Linked DNA regions of Homo sapiens: region 1 is linked to region 2. A link is a contact called in ENCODE Hi-C or POLR2A ChIA-PET data. All regions are on one chromosome and are shown on one strand. The core of a region is the stretch at or near the end of the contact, and the rest is flanking DNA. Distances in the headings are between cores, read along the strand shown.

Region 1 (6,601 bases), core at 1,108-3,607, 120 kb before region 2:
TTTACAACAAAACTAGGTGACAAGAATCTCCATGAATCCCCCTCAAAACATCAGATGGAAACAAGTCAACAACAACCATAGATAATGTATGGTATCATTATCAATATGGGAGGAAACAGAAAGAAACAGATGTCTGATAACCGAGAACAAAAGACACCTAAAACAGCCAACAAGTTAGGTACAGAAGCTAGGTTAACTTAAGTACAGAAGGGTTTTGCACTTTCAATTAGTGACTAAGTGGGAGGAGTCCACGGTTACATTTAAAAAGTGAGAGCAGTCTAGCCTCCACGAATCCTTGAAACGGATCTTTACATAACAGGGTGGTACAATGAGTACAAATTACTGGGTGTGGAATGAAAATTGAGTACTATATAGGTACAATTACAATAATGGAAAGAGAATATTCAGATAAAGAAGGGAGGGAACACAGCCTAGCAATCTCAGAAAGCAAATGCCACAGTTTTGAAGCGTGCCTAAAAACAGCAGTAGAGAAAGCCCTGTAAGAAAAGCCATCCTGAACCACACCAACCATTTAAGTGTTCAGGAAATCCAATTTCACATGAAAGTAGGCAAAAGAAAATTATGCAGGTCATAAAGGTATAAGAAAAAATAAAGTAAGATACAGAATAACATCCAGATAATAAAAGCATACCAGGAACACACATCCACAAAATAGGTAAAAATTGTAACCTACTATTTTAAAATGAACTAAGAGATATTACAAAAAGGACTCAAGACATGAAACAACTATATAAATCAGATTTCAAAAAACTCGGAAATAAGGTAACAGAACTCAAGAAAGCATTAAAAATAAAAGTTTCAGAAATAAAAAGTATATCTGAATGAACCCAAGAGCAAATATATACAGTAGATAATGCTTTAAGATAACCAGAAGGCAAAAAACAGGGACATTTTTGAAATCAAAAGAAATGAAGAGATGAAAAGTATTTGAGAGTAAGCTACAGCTGATGATGAAGCAACAAAGATCAATATACAGATAACAGAAGACCCTAAAAACTACTAAAGCCAGAAAATAGTAAAAACTGTAATTCAAGAAAATGTCTCTGATGGCTGGGCACAGTGGCTCATGCCTGTAATCCCAGCACTTTGGGAGGCGGAGGCGGGCAGATCACCTGAGGTCAGGAGTTCGAGACCAGCCTGACCAACATGGTGAAACCCTGTCTCTACTAAAAATACAAAATTAGCCAGGCGTGATGGTGCACACCTGTAATTCCCAGATACTTGGGAGGCTGAGGCAGGAGAATCACTTGAATCTGGGAGGCAGAGGTTGCAGCGAGCCAAGATCACACCATTGCACTCCAGCCTGGGCAACAAGAACAAAACTCCATCTCAAAAAAAAAAAGAAAAAAAAATGTCTCTGACATTTTCAGTTGTCAGTCTCTTGTTGTCAGTTGTTGTTTTTTAAATGTTCAATTAAAAAAATTGAAACTACTGACAGAGCACCATGCACACCTAGGAATAACAACCCAGAAAGCGAACATCAAAGGCAAACACTTTATGCCAGACAAAAATGGAGTGACATAAGCTATTCAAGGAAAGAAAATAAAAGCAAAGTGTTTTATATTCAGTAAAATCCATTTTAAACACATGGAAAGCATAGATAAACGGTTACCAAAAATGCAAGCAATTAGGGAACCCTGCTCCCATGAGCCCTTCCTAAAGAATCTACTACAGAACAAGCTTAAGACAACCAAAATGAATAGTTTACCAGTCTAAGAACTGAAGGCAAGCAATAATATGACTTATTGTTGATCAAGATTAAATGATAATGACAAGGGAGAGGATATAATATTTAATGACTAAATGCATGCAAAGTTAATAGTACAGTATTTTTAAAACTAGGGGATGGAAAGCATACACAAAATAATTGTTTTCAGTACCCACTTTGTTCACTGTGCTAATGTTATTTTGAGACAGCTATGTGTGTGAAATACAGAATAAAGTAAAATAATTAAGGGATATCCAATTCTATCCTCTGCTTCGTATCTTCGAATTTCATAATTCACAGTATAAAGATGCATATGAAAAAAACCTTATAATCCTGAGTTTGAATAGGAAATATCAATAAAAATTCATGAAATATTTTTATCTTTTAAAACAAACAATAAAAATATAAGTAGGTAGGTAGATGAATAAGATTCCACCACCAGTAAAAACAGAATACCTTATTTTCTACAGATAACTATATATAAATCCTGGAAAAAAAGGATTTAAAAAAGCCACTACCTGAACCAAAAGTAGGCAGAATCTAAGTACAAGACAACACTTAGAAGAAGGGAACAGAGGCTGGGTGCAGTGGCTCGCGCCTGTAATCCCAGCACTTTGGGAGGCCTAGACAGGCAGACTTCTTGAGGTCACAAGTTCAAAACCAGCCTGGCCAACATAGTGAAACCCCGTCTCTACTAAAAATACAAAAAACAGCCAGGCGTCATGGCGCATGCCTGTAATCCCAGCTACTAGAGAGTCTGAGGCAGGAGAAATGCTTGAATCTGGGAGACAGAGGTTAAAGTGAGCAGAGATCGCACCACTATATGCCAGCCTGGGCAACAGAGCAAGACTCCGTCTCAAAAAAAACAAACAAAAAAAAAAAACAGAAAAAAAAAGAAGAGGAGAAGAAGGGAATAGATCTGGGTAGGTTTCCTGTTTTTACAGCTTTTGCTGAGGGGAAGGTCCCGGAGATCAGAGCTGCACAAACAGCAGTTGAAACCCAGATCAAAATCTTTAGTCTTACTGGCTTGAAAAACAAGAGTTTCAAGCTTCCAAAGAGGCTGCAAAGTAAGGAGGGATACGCTGGAAAATAAAGATCCACAAAGGGAGAGTCCCAAATTCTGCATATTAACTCTGCCTACTTCTTTGGCTGGTCAGTGATCTATGCAAAAACGGAGCAGACGATAAGCAGCCTAGATAAGACTAAAACAACTAGCAGGGATGTCAGTGCTGCCCTCTGCAGGGAGACATAGCTTAAATTTCAGTCTAGCCAAGTTAACTGCCTCCTAAAACAAAGAAAAACAAACAAAAAACAGTCTCCAAAGTCACTGTAATGTGTCATTCACAGCGTGGAGGATACAATAAAAATTTGTAATCATATGAAGAAACAAGAAAAAGTGACCCATACTCAAGAGGAAAGACAATCAATAGATACTAATCATGAAGTAACACAGATTTGGAATCAGCAAATAAATAACATAAAGCAGCTAATATAAGTAGCTCAAACGACAAGATTGGAAATTTCAGCAGACAAATAAAAACCGTAAAAAGAGCTGAACGTAAATTCTACAACTGAAAATTTCACTCTCTAAAATAGAAAACTTACTGAATGGGCTTAACAGAAGAATGGAAAAAGAGTACTGAAGATAGGTCAAGAGAAATTACTCAAACTAAAGAACAGAGAAAAAAATATTGAAAAATAGTGTCTGTTGGACACCATGAAGCAGTCTAAGATACATGTAACTGGGGTCATAAAATGAGAAAAATATGCAGAAAAAAATATTTGAAAAAATGACAGCCAGAAAAATCCCAAAATTTGGCAAAGACATTAATTTACAGATTGAAGTTCACTCAATCTCCCAAGCAGGATAACTACAAAGAAAACCACACCTACGCACATCATAGTCAAACTGCTGAAAAACCAAAGATAAAGAAAACAATCTTGAAAGCAGCTGGAGAAAGTACACATGAGAACAAAAAAGGATAAAAGTAACAGTTGACTTGTCATCATAAATGCTGGAGGCCAACTTCACTCTGGAAATAGTGAGCTAGGAGAACTCTGTACTAAGATGCATAAGGCACAGCTGAGAAAACAGAGAAGGTTAAGTAGAAAGTCTACACTAAAGAGACCCTTAGGCCCTTTCTTGTTCTCAATTCTAAAAAGTTAGCAGCCAAGCTTTTACTCCACAGGTATGAGATGATAAAAATCTCTCTCTGGGAGATTCTATAAGTCCCTCAGAGAAATGACTTAACTAGATCATCCTACTGCAAAACCCATCCATGGCTGGGTATGGTGGCTCACACCTATAATCCCAGCACTTTGGGGGGCTGAAGTAGACGGATGGCTTGAGCCCAGGAGTTTGAGACCAGCCTGGGCAACATGGTGAAACCCTGTCCCTACAGAGGAAAAAAAAAATTAGCCAGATGTGGTAGCATGTACCAGCAGTCCCAGCTACTCAGGAGGCTAAGGTAGGAGGATCACTTGAGCCCAGGAGATAGAGGCTGCAGTGAGCTGTGACAGTGCCACTGCGCTCCACCCTGAGCGACTGAGACCCTGTATCAAAAACACCCCAAAAAACAAAACCCATCCATCAGTCAGTAAACCCTGCCCAGTTACACAGTTTCCAGTAAGTGTTTAAGTGCCTAATGCACAGATATGAACAAAGTCCAATATCACTCAAAAAATTCTTCCAGAACTGGAAAGCATGTTTCTGGATTGGAAAGACACATTTTTAAAAAATCAAGCACAATGGCTTAAAGAAAACCAAACCAAGATACATCAGAATAAATAATTTCAAATTCTAGAGACAAACACAAGCTCCTAAATAAAAGCTTCGAGGGAAGAACAAATAGAGTATTTACAAAGAATCAGGAATCAGAATGGCATTGGAGTGTGCAACAGTAACACTGGAAGCTAGAAGACAATGGAACAATGCCTTCAAAATTCTGAGAAAATGATTTCCAACCTAGAATTCTACCCGTCAGATACACTAAAAACAAAGTGGGAGGAGGAAAATATGCAAGGTCTCAAAAATTTCACTACCCATATATCTTTCCTCAAGAAGCAACCAGAGAATCTGCTCCACCAAAAACAAAGAAATAAAGCAAGAAAGAGAAGATATGGGATACATGAAATAGCTCAAACACAGGACAGACACAAAAGTCTCCCTGATCCTATGATGATCTTGGCTCACTGCAAACTCCACTTTCCGGGCTCAAGTGATTCTGCCTCAGCCTTCTGAGTAGCTGGGATTACAGACATGTGCCACCATGCCCGGCTACTTTTTGTATTTTTGGTAGAGACAAGGTTTCGCCATGTTGGCCAGGCTGATCTCGAACTCCTGGCCTCCCAAAGTGCTGGGATTACAGGAGTGAGACACCACATTTGGCCTGGCTTTGAAATTATGAACATGAATTGTGTGTCTTTTCCTTCTTGATTTGTAGGAATTCTTTCCATATTCAGGACATGAATCTATGGTTTGCCTTTTCACACCTTACTGTGTCATTTCAACGTAGTTACATTTATCAAATGTTTTTCTTCTTGGCTACTGCCTTTTGGAACCTATTTATGAAATCTCTGCCAATCTAAGGTAATGAAGACAGTCTATTCATTTTATTAAAGTTTTATTGCTTTACCTTTCCCATTTAAATCTACAATTTACTTGAAATTGATTTTTCTATCATGATAAGAGTTCAAAGTGAAGAGTTATTTATTTTCCCTTATAGATATCCAATTGATACAGCACATCTATTTTAACGATCAACTCTTTCCCACTGCACTGCAATATCACCTTTGTCATAGATCAAGTTACTATTTACAGATGGGTCTACTGCTGGACTTTATTCTCTTTCATTGGTCTATTTTTCTATCCATGTCAATATCAGACTGACTTAATAACTAACTTTCTCTTTATTTTTTAAGAGACCAGGTCTTGCTCTGTCACTCAGGCTGGAGTGCAGTGCAGTGGCATGATCATAGCTCACTGCACCCTCGAACTCCTGGGCTCACGTGATCCTCCCGTTCAACCTCTTAAGTAGCTGGGATTACGGGCACAAGCCACCGTGCCTGGTTTAATTTTATCAATAATACCACAAAATATTCTTGATATCTAGTAGTATAATTCTCCCAGCTCTGTTATTGTCCTTTAAGGCTGCCTAGACCATTCTTGGTCTTTACATTTTTATATAATTTTGGAATCAGCTTGTTACTTTCCACCCTCCCCAAAATCCTGCTGGGATTTTAATTGGTATTGCACTGAAGCTACAAATCGATTTAGTAAGAACTGATAGCTTTATAACATTGAGTCTTCCAATATTTGAATATTGCATCTCATTTACTAAGGCCTTTTCTGATTTCACTGTTTTACAGTTTTCAGTGAAGATGTCTTGAGTATCTTTTGTAAGATTTATTTCAACTTATATTTTTATTATAAAGATTTAATAACATATTTATATTAACAATTTTTAATACTGTATATGGTACCTTTCTAAAACTTCATTTTCTACTTTCTACTTATTTGTTGTTGATATGCAGAAAATATAACTGGTTTTAATATATGATTTATAATCAATGACCTTAACTAATTTACTTATTAGTTTTAATTATTTTTAGATTCCTTGTGATTTTTCTCTAGATCATAATCATGTTATGGGGATAATCTTTATTTCTTGATATGAGTGCTGCTTACATCACTGTGTTCAGTTTGTGAACATTCATTGAGTGTACTTATGATTTGTGCATTATTCTAAATGTAGTGAGGAAGAGAACTACTTATCGCCTATGCTATTTATTTGAACGGTTTTTTGCTACAAAGTCATCAAATCCTTGGGATTTTCCTAGGTATTCACTTTCTAAAATCATGTATTTAAAAAG
Region 2 (6,476 bases), core at 1,625-4,124:
CTGATTTAGTCTTCTTTTTTCTTTTTCTTTTTTTACTTTTGGCTTTAGTAAAATTAATGTAATCCTGGGAAAGTATAGAAATTAGTATTACTGCAACCTTAGGAAGGTATAAGAATAGACTTTTTATAAAATAAATTGAATTCATGGTGTTGCTATTTTTAAATTGTAAGTATAAGTTTTATTCTCACTGTTGTTTAAGGCATTTGAAGAATTCTAAATAATCCTTCAAATTAAATTTGTAATTAAATTTTAAATCATTGAAGGATTTTAATTAATTATGTTTAGAAACAATGTTTAAATGCTCAAGGAAACTGATTTTCTGAGTTTTATTTATTAGCTATATAAACTTAGAGCATTAATTACATTATAAGAGTGGAGAGTTCTCCTCTCCGTGCTTAAAAACCCCTGAGACTTCAAGAATCCTCAAAATAGTACAGATCAAAAGCCCTAAAAATGCATGTACTCCCAGAACAACATAATCAACTTTAAGAAATTTATTTTAAGGCTATAATTAAAATGAGCAAAGGTGTAGCTCTAAGGATATTAATCCTAGTGCTGCTAAATGTAACAAAAGTAGAAGCAACTTAAACATTCAAAAATGAGGCATTTGATATTGACAACCATCCCAAAGTTTACAACTCATTCTCTTGGGGAAGCTGTGAAAAATTAGTTACTGTTCCCTGCAGGTGGGACTGCAAAATGATGCAAGCCCAGTGCAGAGCATTTTAGCAGTGTCTATCAAAATAATAAATGCACTTTGACTCAACAATTCCACTTCTAGGAATTTATCTTAGCAATACATCTGTACTTGTAGGAAATGACATGTATGAGTTTATTCTTTGCCCCTCTGTTTGCAACAGAAGAAAAATTAGAGACAACCTTGTATAGAAGACACTGGTTAAGTAAACCATGGTTCAGCTACACAATTGTATATTTTCTGGCTATAGGAGAGAATGGGGAAGCTCTTTATGTACTGATAATGGAGAAGCTTCAGAAATATGTTGCTTTTTAGAAAAAGTAAGGTGCAGCACAGCGTAAATAGTGTGTTCCCTTTGTGTAAGAAAGTAGGGGAAATAAGAGCATGTATTTGCATTTGCTTTTATTTGCATAAGGAAACATTGGAAGAATACACAAGAAACTAATAAAAGGGGTTACTTATATGGAACAGGGGTGGGATGGAAGTATTTATCTTTTTATATTGTTTTGATTTTGAACCATATGAATGTTTTTCTTATTCAAAAAATTAAGTTTAAGTTAGGACTGCTAAATAAATTATTAGGTATCTATGTGATAGAATGCTAGATAGCGATGAAAATTTATATTGTAAGTGTTTAAATATACACAGAAATGTTCAAATATATATTGGGTAAGAAAAGCAGGTTATAAGAAAGTAATATATACTCCTATAACCTAAGAAATTATATTTATTTCTTTAGTATAGTTTACAAAATCTGACGCAGTAATGTGTCCTTTTGTAAGTCTATTTGTTGAAGTCCTAATTCCCATATCTCATAATGTGACTGTATTTGAAGATATGATCTTTAAGGAGGTAATTATAATGAGTTACAGTGAGGTCATTAGGTGAGCCCTAATCCAATATGCCTGGAGTCCTTATAAGAAGAGGAAATTTGGACACAGAATATGTACGAAGTGAAGACCATATGAAGACAGAGAGAAAACGGTCATCTACAAGCCAAGAAGAGAGATCTTGAAAGAAACTAACCTTGCCTACACCTTGGTCTTGGACTTCTAGCCTCCAGAATTGAAAGAAAATAAATTTTTGTCATTTCAGCTACCCAATCCATGAAACTTTGTTACCGCAGCCCTAGCAAACTAATGACAATACTGATACACATTCTCAAAATTTCCAGGAGCTTGTAGGCACAGGCAGTGTATGGGAATGCCTGTTTTGTACCTCCTATTAGCTAATCAGGTAAATCAAAATACAGTGTCATGTCTTCATTTATGTTTATTTACATTTTCCTTATGTTAAAAAGTTGTATTACTGTTCTGAATTTGAATGTCATTATAGTACCATGATCAGCCAAGCAACTGATTATTTTTAGATGAATAGAGCTGAACTGGAATGTGGCAACCAAGGTGTGTATTATAGCGGCCCCTCTGAAAGAGAAATAAGGTTATAATGCCACTCACACCTTCACGTTCTTTTTTTATTATTTTTTTTTTTTATAGGAGACAAGGGTTTCACTATGTTGCCTAGGCTAGAATGCGGCTATAGGAGAGAATGAACTCCTGGGCTCAAGCAATCCTCCTGAGTAGCTGGGACTACAGGCACATACCACCACACCCAGCCATGGTCAGTATCTTCCCTTTAAGTGTAATAGCCCTGGCTGGGGCTGCTCCCCACCAAGACCACATCTAGGCAAGTATTTGCGAAAGAAAAGAATTTCGATTTCAGACGTAATCAGAAAAATCTCTGACTAGTATATCCAATTAATACATCCAATGGGCTAAGCACCACAGTAAACAAAAACAATGCCCTGTGCAAAAACAAAGTCAAACAAAACAAACACACAAACAAACACCCAGTCTTAATGTTCACGGACACTTCGGACTCTGACTTTTTTGCATTGTATTGCAACATCCTTATATCTGAACCACCTAGAGACTAAACTAAACTAGGACAATTTACAAGGGAGAATTTGCCGGCTAATTAAATTAGGGCAAGGTTAATTCATTGAGAGAATGCCGTGAAATGTTGAGAAGAAATCTAGGAACTGATAACAGGATCTAGGCTTCTCTGACTGTTACCAGGAGGGAGAAGGGAAGCTGCATTTGAAGCTGAATATATCCAGGAGGCTGAGAGAGTAACTTCAGCCAGCAGGTATATACAGCCGGATGTGCCAGGGACAGCAGTCATAAGCAGCCAGCCCAGAAGGCACTTCTTCAGATATGTCCACATTATCTCCTATGATCTTTGCGGTGACATCCTTTGGGCACATGAAAACCTTACTTTTGGTTGATTTCTCTGCTTCCTGCCCCATGTTACATTCTTAGATACTAAAAAGCACTCTGAAGACAGATGCTCAACAATTCAGAGACCTCGAATCCTACAAGAATGTTAGTGCCTGTAACACAGTTTACATTGCTGTAGAGCCTTTCATGCGACAAAAATTTAAACAAGCATTGTTTTATTACTTACTTTTACTGGCTCCCTTTCTATAACCGGTTTGGGTTGTAGGAAGCCTTTTGGTTTTCACCACGAATTATATCAAACCGTTTGTCACGGTAAGTTCACTTCCTCTTTCTTTTCTTGTGTAGTTGAACTCACCTAAGATGCATGGCTTACCCTATACTTATTTAATACACCAGAAATATAATATACAAAGATACTTCATTGAGGTGCATACAAAAGTGTAATTGTTCAATGCTATTTTGCACAGACTACACTCAGTCATAAATGTATCTAGTGATATCTGAGTTAAATGGATGCTTTTTTTTTTTGAGATTAGAGTCTTGCGCTGTCGCCCAGGCTGGAGTGCAATGGCGCGATGTTGGTTCACTGCAGCATCCGCCTCCCGGGTTCAAGTGGTTCTCCTGCCTCAGCCCCCTGAATAGCTGGGATTACAGGCGCACCCCACCACGCCAGGCTAATTTTTGTATTTTTAGTAGAGATGGAGTTTCACCATGTTGGTCAGACTGGTCTCGAACTCCTGACCTCGTGATCCACCCGCCTCGGCCTCCCAAAGTGCTGGGATTACAGGCGTGAGCCACTGTGCCCGGCCTCTTTTTTTTTTTTTCAAGACAGAGTCTCACTCTGTCACCCAGGCTGGAGTGCAGTGGTGCAATCTCGGCTCACTGCAACCGCTGCCTCCTGGGTTCAAGCGATTCTCCTGCCTCAGTCACCCGAGTAGCTGGAATTACAGGCATGCACCACTACGCCCAGCTAATTTTTTGTACTTTGGTAGAGACAGGGTTTCACCATTTTGGCCAGGCTGGTCTCGAACTCCTGACTTCAGGTGATCCACCTACCTCCCAAAGTGCTGGGATTACAGGCGTGAGCCACCATGCCTGGCCTCCTCTCGTTTTAAAGCTTGTCTAACAAGCCTTTCCGGACCTCCAGAAATCAATTAACATCTGCATAAGCTCAGCCTGGCCACTCCAGCAGCTGTTTTATCATAGAGAAACATTCCTGGCTCCCCTGCCCCCACCCTCACCCCTTGCCGCCCCCTCCTTCACCTCCCCCACCGCCCCCAAGCTTCACTCCCTGTTATGCTGCCTTTTTGCAACTTTAACCTGACACCCCCAATTTTCCCAACATCTGTTCAGTTGATGTTATCTTTATATCTGGTAATAGGTCCTTGATGTTTGATTTCATTATACCTTTGCCTGGGTAAATAAACATGTTCCCCCTAAGGAAATAAGGGACATCATTTTAGACGTCCTTTATCAATGTCAGTGGAGTCTAAGGGAAAAGGATTTGGAACCAGGAGATAGAAGACTTCAGTTCCAGCACCGGCTCCTTTTAAAACTGGTTGTGTGACTTCGGAAAAGAAATTTAAGTCCTTTCTACCTCTAGCATGTAATTTCTTAACTGTAAAAAAAATTATAAACCCACTCTGTCCTCATAATTTTTATCATCAAAGGACATTTATTAAATGCCTACTTAGTGATGAGAGCTTGCATTTGGGGTAAGGCAGGCAGTCAGAGCCCCTGTTAATCAGGGGTCTTTAGCAAGATATTTGAGCTTCCTATGATTGTACACAGCATTTTAGTTTTAGTGCTCTGTGCACATGAAGAAATAAGAGGAAAACAGCAAAAAGCGTTTTGTTTTTTTTTAAAAAAAACAAGCAAAATGTATTTAACATGAAAAAACTTGTTTTATCCTAATTTCATATCTGATCTACATCTTTGCTATGAAAAAAGTCATCTCCTTTATGAAATTATGGCCAGAGTAGACATTACTTTGTAAAATTGTCCTTCTTACCAAAGTGAAAAGTTATAAAGCCTTTTCTAAAAAAATTTTTTTTTAGAAAAAATATTTTTATCTCCAAAAGGTTTTGCTAATGGGTGAATTCCAAGTCTGGCTCCGCTAGACTACAGGGCTCTATATCAGGCCATATCTTTCTTTTTCTTTTCTTTTCTTTTCTTTTTTTTTTTGAGACAGGGTCTTTTGCCCAGGCTGGAGTACAGTGGCATGACAATCATGGCTCACTGCAGCCTCGACCTCCTGGGCTCGGGTGATCCTCCCAACCTCAGCCTGCCAGGTAGCTGGGACTACAGGCATGCACCACCGTGCCCAGCTAATTTATGTATTTTTTGTAGAGACAGTGTTTCACAGTATTGCCCAGGTGGATCTTGAATTCCTGGGCTCAAGCAGTCCTCTCACCTCGACCTCCCAAAGTGCCAGGATTACAGCTATGAGCCACCATGCCAGGCCTATATCTTTTTTTTAAAAAAAAAAATTTATTTTAGTTTGGGCCCGGTGGCTCATTCCTATAATCCCAACACTTTGGGAGGCTGAGGCGGGAGGGCAACATAGTAAGAATTACTTTCTACAAAAACATGTAAAAAAACATTAGCTGGGCATGATGGCATGCACCTGTAGTCCCAGTTAGTTGGGAGGCTGAGGTGGGAGGATCACTTGACCCCTGGAGTTTGAGGCTTATATTTTTTTAGAGATAAGGTCTAGTTCTGTCACCCATGCTAGAATGCTATGGCATGATCATGGCTCACTGTAGCCTCAAACTCCTGGGCTCAAATGATCCTCCCACCTCAGCCTCCCAAGTAGCTGGGACTACAGGCACATGCCACCATGCCCAGCAATTTAAAAAAAATTTTTTTTTTAGAGAAGAGGTCTTGTTATGTTGACCAGGCTGGTCTCAAACTCCAGCCATATCTTTCTTGAGGAGTGTGGAGCTCACCTCTAGCAGCCATCATCTTCTTTCAGACTCTGGTGAATAGTTTTAGAAAATTTTTAATGAAAAAAAAAAATTAGCCGGGCATGGTGGCACATGCCTGTAGTTTCAGCTACTCGGGAGGCTGAGGAAGGAAGATTGCTTGAGCCCAGGAGCTCAAGGCTGCAGTGAGCTTTATCAAGCCACTGCACTCCAGCCTGGGCAACAGAGTGAGATCCTGTCTCAAGAAAAAAGACAAAAGAAAATTCTGAGCTGGGCAAGGTGGGACCTAGTGTCTTCTCTGCCTCTTAGTATCCATACGGCTTGGGTGAGTCACGTAACCCTTCTGCACCTCAGCTTCTTAATCTCTACAATGGGGTCTAGATAAGGTCACTAACTGTCTGTCTTTATCCTAATGGGACATCTGAGAATGACATGTGCGCATGCATGGCTCTCTGTGCCCCAGTCCCCAGGCACTAGTTGTATACAACTTCACCCATTCGTACTCCCTTGATAAAGCACACCTGAATGCCAGGTGTGTTAAATTGATACAATTTTAACAGTGGTTCTCAAACTGGAGTGGGCATCAGAGTCGCCTTGAGGGCTTGTTAATCATTG

Evidence for each region. A loop is a pair of places that touch in the nucleus more often than their neighbours do. ChIA-PET counts read pairs that join two places held with the same protein, here RNA polymerase II (POLR2A). Pooled maps may share reads with other maps.
Region 1: a pooled map shows a loop between it and region 2 (2.2-fold over the local background). The contact joins two enhancer-like sites. A Hi-C loop is called at or near these places in 4 of 50 pooled maps. POLR2A ChIA-PET finds 5 or more read pairs at or near these places in 3 of 52 experiments (OCI-LY7, activated CD4-positive, alpha-beta T cell and naive thymus-derived CD4-positive, alpha-beta T cell).

Annotation. Positions count from the first base shown.
Region 1 is chr2:171,084,039-171,090,639 of GRCh38, forward strand. All of the region lies in intron 2 of TLK1 (tousled like kinase 1), which reads right to left. Among named protein-coding and RNA genes, the nearest start is that of TLK1, 74 kb to the right of the region's middle. Within about 2 kb of position 2,358, at least 5 of the 41 ENCODE cell types and tissues checked have a DNase peak (open chromatin) inside an H3K27ac peak, as active enhancers do.
Region 2 is chr2:171,208,102-171,214,577 of GRCh38, forward strand. It overlaps a transcript of TLK1 not described here. Among named protein-coding and RNA genes, the nearest start is that of TLK1, 50 kb to the left of the region's middle. Within about 2 kb of position 2,875, at least 6 of the 41 ENCODE cell types and tissues checked have a DNase peak (open chromatin) inside an H3K27ac peak, as active enhancers do.